Regions from separate parts of the Homo sapiens genome. Here region 1 is linked to region 2. The links are chromatin contacts, found by Hi-C or POLR2A ChIA-PET in ENCODE. All regions are on one chromosome and are shown on one strand. The core of a region is the stretch at or near the end of the contact, and the rest is flanking DNA. Distances in the headings are between cores, read along the strand shown. Region 1 has its middle 20 kb from the start of BACH1-IT3. Region 2 holds the start of BACH1 (BTB domain and CNC homolog 1).

The links. Hi-C counts contacts between places; a loop is a spot of excess contacts on that map. ChIA-PET counts read pairs that join two places held with the same protein, here RNA polymerase II (POLR2A). Pooled maps may share reads with other maps.
Region 1: a loop to region 2 is called in a map of CD8-positive, alpha-beta T cell, with 2.2 times the contacts of the local background. The contact joins the enhancer-like site here to the promoter of BACH1 in region 2. A Hi-C loop is called at or near these places in 2 of 168 maps with a recorded cell type or tissue (CD4-positive, alpha-beta T cell and CD8-positive, alpha-beta T cell) and 5 of 50 pooled maps. POLR2A ChIA-PET finds 5 or more read pairs at or near these places in 1 of 52 experiments (GM12878).

What each region holds. Positions count from the first base shown.
Region 1 is chr21:29,475,033-29,477,995 of GRCh38, reverse strand. No RefSeq gene overlaps it. Among named protein-coding and RNA genes, the nearest start is that of BACH1-IT3, 20 kb to the left of the region's middle. Within about 2 kb of position 1,380, at least 4 of the 41 ENCODE cell types and tissues checked have a DNase peak (open chromatin) inside an H3K27ac peak, as active enhancers do.
Region 2 is chr21:29,297,489-29,300,385 of GRCh38, reverse strand. It overlaps BACH1 (BTB domain and CNC homolog 1), which reads right to left and starts at 1,464. Exons shown (of 5, transcript NM_001186.4): 1 at 1,433-1,464. LOC105369299 (a long non-coding RNA gene) reads left to right here and starts at 1,650. Exons shown (of 2, transcript XR_937652.3): 1 at 1,650-2,897. RefSeq lists a silencer at 1,030-1,939.

The sequences.
Region 1 (2,963 bases), core at 131-2,630, 180 kb before region 2:
GAGAACCCTGACTAATACACCAGCTCTGCCGTAGCCCTCTGGGTCAGCCTGTTCTCCCCGGCCTCATTTCACGCTCTCTTCCTCTAGCTGTCTGTGCTCCAACCTGCATTCCTTAGACACACCATTCCCACCTCTGTCCTCTGCCTGGGCCCATTCTTTTCCACCAACACTCCCCTTCCCATCTCACTGCCTTTCCCTGCTTAATGTCAATCCATCTTTCAGATTTCACCTTCAGTCTAACTTTTTAGGGAGACCCGGCCTGACCACCCAGCTAGAGCAGGTCTGTGGTTGTCTGCTGTGATTCTACAACATGTTTTTTTTTTTTTTCCTTCGGAGCTCTTCCTTCAGTGTGTGATTACACATGCACTCCTTTGGGTGTTTTGTTTGAAATCAAGGTTGTTTTATCCACCTGACCATATGTGCTATGAGCTCGGGGAGCACACCTGGTTGTTCTCAGCATGTCACCCAGCTGGACCTGCAAAGAGTGCCACATATGCAGTATCCATTGCCTGAACAAGTGACTCCCTCTAAAATTCACAACAAAGCTAATAGCTGTTGTGCCTGAGGACATACAGCAAGTGCAGCCACAAACATCAGGTCAGACATTAGAAAGCGGCGCTCAAACTTCATGGCTTTCTAAGTCCCCATGCCACCAACCCTTCTGGACAACAGCTGACTTCCATTTCTAAAGAACCATAAAAAGGTCATTGGTTTGCAAAATCAAAATTTGTTCTGGGTGCTACTGTGCCCTCATAAATGAAATTTTGTTATTAAAGGAATGAACCTATTAGAAAACAATTTTTGGTGGAGTTTAAAGAAACAAGTTTCTACTCTCTTCCCCCACCCCCCCCAAAAAAAAAATCACACCATCTGGTACAAATCAAGAGAAAACTCACCCTGCTAATGACATGTGCAAACATGAATAATGAGGGCTTGAGGGTGGCAGAAAAACAGCATTCTCCCTCTGATGTGAGTCAGGAGTTTTAGAAAGTCTGAGATTTGAGAAAACTTTTCCAGGAAAAAGTAACAACAGCTTTTCATTCTCAATGTGTCAGTCAGTGTTTGAGTTAAAGGAGAAGACTAAAGAAAAAAAAACCTCAAACCCAACAGAGATTCCAAACTGCTTTAACATGATAGAACTAAAATATCTGATATTCAGAAAGCATCACAAAACTTGGCCTCGCGGAGCCAAAGAGGGCTCAACCACAAAACAAACACTGTCAGGGAAAACAGAGTTTCCACCAAAACAGGAGCAGGCAATTTTCTAGGAGGCTGGACAAAAAAAAAAAAAAAAATGCTTGTCACACAAAACCACAGAGTCCCCAAGGGCAGCGAGCCGAAAGCAGCATTCGTGGACGGCTGCCACCAAGTGGCCACTGCAGGTATTACATCTACTTAAAATGCTGTTTTGTTTTTTTGAGACGGAGTTTCGCTCTTGTTGCCCAGGCTTGAGTGCAATGGCGCGCGACCTCAGCTCACTGCAACCTCCACCTCCCGGGCTCAAGCGATTCTCCTGCCTCAGGCTCCCAAGTAGCTGGGATTACAGGCACCCGCCACCAAGCCCAGCTAATTTTTTGTATTTTTAGTAAAGACGCGGTTTCACCATGTTGGCCAGGCTGGTCTCGAACTCCTGACCTCAGGTGATCCACCCGCCTCGGCCTCCCAAAGTGCTGGGATTACAGGCGTGAGCCACCACGCCCAGCCAAAATGTTTTAATTCCTAAGATTCCCCCAGAGAAAACTACCTGTGAAATTCTCAAATCTAGAGAGCATGTCTTGGGATTTTTCATTACTCTACCTATCAAACAATCATTTAACAAGTTAAATTTTCCCCCTTTAAAATTGGATAGGGAGGCAAAATACAGCTAATAGTAGAACACATATGTCTCATAAAATGTAAATTTATTTTTGTTCCCCTACTCTCACTTAAAATGTACTCAGTCAGACTAGTTCTTCCCCTGCTCCAGGAAGAAAATCCAGGCAGCCCAAGACTTTTCTGGATATGTAAAACATTGTCACAAATTAGTAACTAAAATGATTGGTTCCATGTACAGGTCTGAATTTCAATCTAGTGTTAAAAGGTGAGTCCACTCCACCTTGGGCCAGAATCTAGCAGGCAGCTGGCGTTGGAAAAGGAGGGGATATAGTCTCTCTTCCTGGCTTATTATAGCATTTTGCATTCTTTTTCCATTCTGCTAGCTTCAGTTTCTGACTCCTTTAAGATTGAGGGTCCAAGAGAGGGGAAGAGATGGGAAATTTCTAACTTAAAGAGTAGCCTCTCTCCTTGGTGTTTTTGTGGATTCTTGAGAGACTCTGCCACCAGAAGTCTCCCCTGTATTTGCTCAGACTGTGGGCTATGAATTGAATTGTATCCTTCCAAAATTCACATACTGAAGCCCTAATCCTCAATGTGATGGTATTTGGAGATGGGACCTTTGGGAGGTATATAGGGCTGGATGTGATCATGAGGGTGGGGCCCTAATGACGGAGTTAGTGCCTTTATATGAAGACACTAAAAAGCTTGCTTACTCTCTCTCCACACACATGCACCAGAGAAAGGCTGTATGCGGACACAGTGAGAAGGCCACTGTCTTCAGGTGAAAAAGAGGGCCCTCTCCAGGACCTAATCATACTGGCATCTGATCCCAGACTCCTAGCCTCCAGAACTGTGAGAAAATACATTTTTGTTGTTCTACCTATCAAGCAATATGCCTGTTCTTTGGTATTTTGCTGGGGTAGCCCAAGCACACTAAGACACTGGATGAACATGTCTTTATTCTGACTGTAGGTATCATGTACCCTCATTCCTCATCAGCCCCAGGAATGCACTGATACAGGCAGATCCTCTCTGCTGAGACCTTTTTGCCTCTGCAGGTAGCCTTCTTGGACAAAACCCCAAGAGAATTCCAAGCCAGCCTTTGCTGACATAGCCCATAGCTGGACCATGAGAAACACCCCTGCAAT
Region 2 (2,897 bases), core at 215-2,714:
GAGGCATGTGATGAGAGTATTTGCACCAGCTGTTTCTAATTACCTCTCAAGCTGGGGCGAATGACTCAGCAACCCAACTTTTTAGAGAGTCATCCTACCTTGTTAACCAACCAACATACCGAACAACAGTAAACCACTTGACAGAAACATAGGTTAAACAACAATACAAGAATCACTACGCCAAAGTCACCCTACTCCAAGCTGACTCACCGGGAGCCTTTCTTCCCTAAGCTTCTTCAAGATGTCCAAAGGCAGAAGTGGCAAGTGCCTTCAAGCCCAGCCCAGCCCTTGCACCACTACCCAAAGACCAGGAAGAAGCAAGCCGACCTCTTCCCATTTCTCTGCTTGACTATGTGAAGCGCTCAAGTGCTCTGCCACTAACACATCTGGGATTTCCACCCTTTATCCTTCTGAACTGCATTCAATGCAGACCCTCTGATGTAAAGGGTGTTCAAATACATGATCAAATTCCCATAGCATCATCCATGGGTAACAGTCCCTACCCCTACACAATTCTCCAAAAAGCAAAGCATCCTACAAAACATTCTTTGTTCCTCCAAGCATGACATTGTAGCTCGTTTTCCTCATACACGTTCTTTCACAATTACTACTACACTTTACCTGGAATCAGCACAAGTTTAACGCAGAAGCCTCACTCCATAAAAGCATTCCGCACAATTCTACTCAATGACATGAAACTGCCGTGTAAGAATGAGAAAGCAACGGCACTCGTGTTACATTACACGAGCACAAAGCTGGTGTCTCCAGAATCAACGCCCACTCTCACCATATTGTGCGAGGCTTAATTACAACGCGTGGGCAAAACTCCAACAAAGGGAGTCCTGGGCTCTCCGGTCCCCAAAACCAGTCTTCGCTAAATCCAGCTCAGCACGGTGGCCTTCTCTCCCCAGCCACAAACTCGGCTTTTCTTACGCGATTCCACGCGCGACAGCCACCGGGCTGAGTAGACGCGAGGCTGGGCATGCGGTGGGAGGCGGCGGAGGACAATACGGGGCCCCAGCCGCGAGGGCGGTGCTGATGTGTCACAGCCCGGGCGGGCCGCGGGCGAGGGGCCGGGCTGGCGCCCGAGGGCAGGGAGGGGGGTGGGGCAGGGACCCCGCGGCCCCCAGCCCCCGCCCGCCCCGGGTAAAGTACGGCGCGCGCGGGTAAACAACAGCTCCGGCAGTGCAGGGGGTTCGGCCGCCGACGGGACGCCCCTTCCGGCGTCGCGGCCACTTCCAGGATCCCGGCCGCCGGCGCCCCCCGCGGGCCCCGATACGTGCCCCCCGCGCCCCGCCCAGCCCAGAAAGAGCCGCCCCCGGCCCGCCCGCGCCTTCACTGGACCTGTCCGCCGGCCTCCCCTCACAGGCCCGCGGCCCTGACCGCGCCAACCCTCCCGGAGAAGGGCCGGCGGGACGGCCGAGCCACTCACCAGAGCTGAGGCGCGGCGCGGCCCGACTGACTGAAGCGAGAGCGCCCGGCGGGCGGCGAGGGCAGCGGTCAGGTGACTCACTCCTTCCGCGCGGCCAGCCGCCCCCTCCCTTCTGCGCCGCTCTGCTGCCGCCACCTCGCGGCGCCAAAACCCCGCCCGCCCGCTGAAGGCCCCGCCCCCGGCGCCGAAGCCCCGCCCTGCCGCCCTCGAAGCCTCTGTCAGCGAACGAGCGCGCGCAATAGCGCGGGGCAGGGGTCGCCGCGGCCGGAAGCCCACGCGGGGGGTTGCAGGGACGGGTCGTAAGGGGCGGGGCGGGCCTCGAGGAGGCGGCGGTGGGGTCCCCGGACCTCCGCGCGTGGCACAGCCCGCATCCTGAACTGACTCCCACTCGAGGACCACCTCTCCTCTCCCTTCTGAGGGCGGAACGGAAAGGCCAAGCGCCTCCTCGCCTCGGGAGCTGCAGGACGCCCTAATTCAGCCGAGTCGCCGCGTGCCCGGGTGCCCGCGAACAGCAGGAGAGAGGACGGGCGCTGGCCCCACAGGGGTCGCTTTACCCCTTGAAGAGCTCCTCGCTGCCTGCCCTGGGGGTGGTGGGCGTCCAGGTTCACAGGGTACTTGAGCTTGCTGGGGTGGGGGTGTGTATGAAGTGCGTCCAGGGTTTTGTGGAGCGCGTCTAGCAGTTGCTCTACTTCTTACTGACAGTGAAACAAGGGCGCCCACGACAGGTGTTCCCTTTTCGCTGTCGCTGCCAGGAAGCTTCCAGCCAGGTTCAGCGCCCAGTGGTGTCAGCCGGCCCATCTCGAGCCTTGGTTCCGCTGTCATCTTCTGGTGCTTATTCTGGTGTTTATCCAACTGTCCGTTTTGAAATTATGTTCCCAAGCCATTTAACACCTCTGGAGAACCAAAGCACTGGCTGTCAGCGGAGCGGGATGCACGCGCAGCGGAGGGGACTGGGCACGCCAACCCCACGAGGGTTCCTGCGGAGATGACACGGACCTTGAGGTCTGAAGCCAAAGGACGATTTGTGTGAAGGGATTTTATTGTTAGCTTTGGAGCCAGCAACAAGAACACAGCCCTGGAGTTCCCGGGGCAAAAAGGATACCAAGATAATAATTCAGGTATTACGACTAACATGACTGCATTTGCACCCACAGGCTGTGGGACTTGGGGACGTTTGAGCTACATCCAAAATACATGAGAAAATCACACAAGTGAAATTGGATGAGAGTGCGAGGGGTGAAGTGATACATTATGACCTAGAATTAGGGGAGGCTTCCTGGAGCAGGTGACATTTGCATTGGGTCTTGATTGGGAAGAGTGGAACCCAGCAGTCTAGATAGGGTCCAGAGGTAGGAGGTACCTCGCATCCCAGGCTGCCTCAGTTCATGGTGAGAGTGCAGATATTTAGTGAAACAGGAGGAAAGGACACTTGGAAATACACCATGAAAGAAGGATTGAAGTTCTT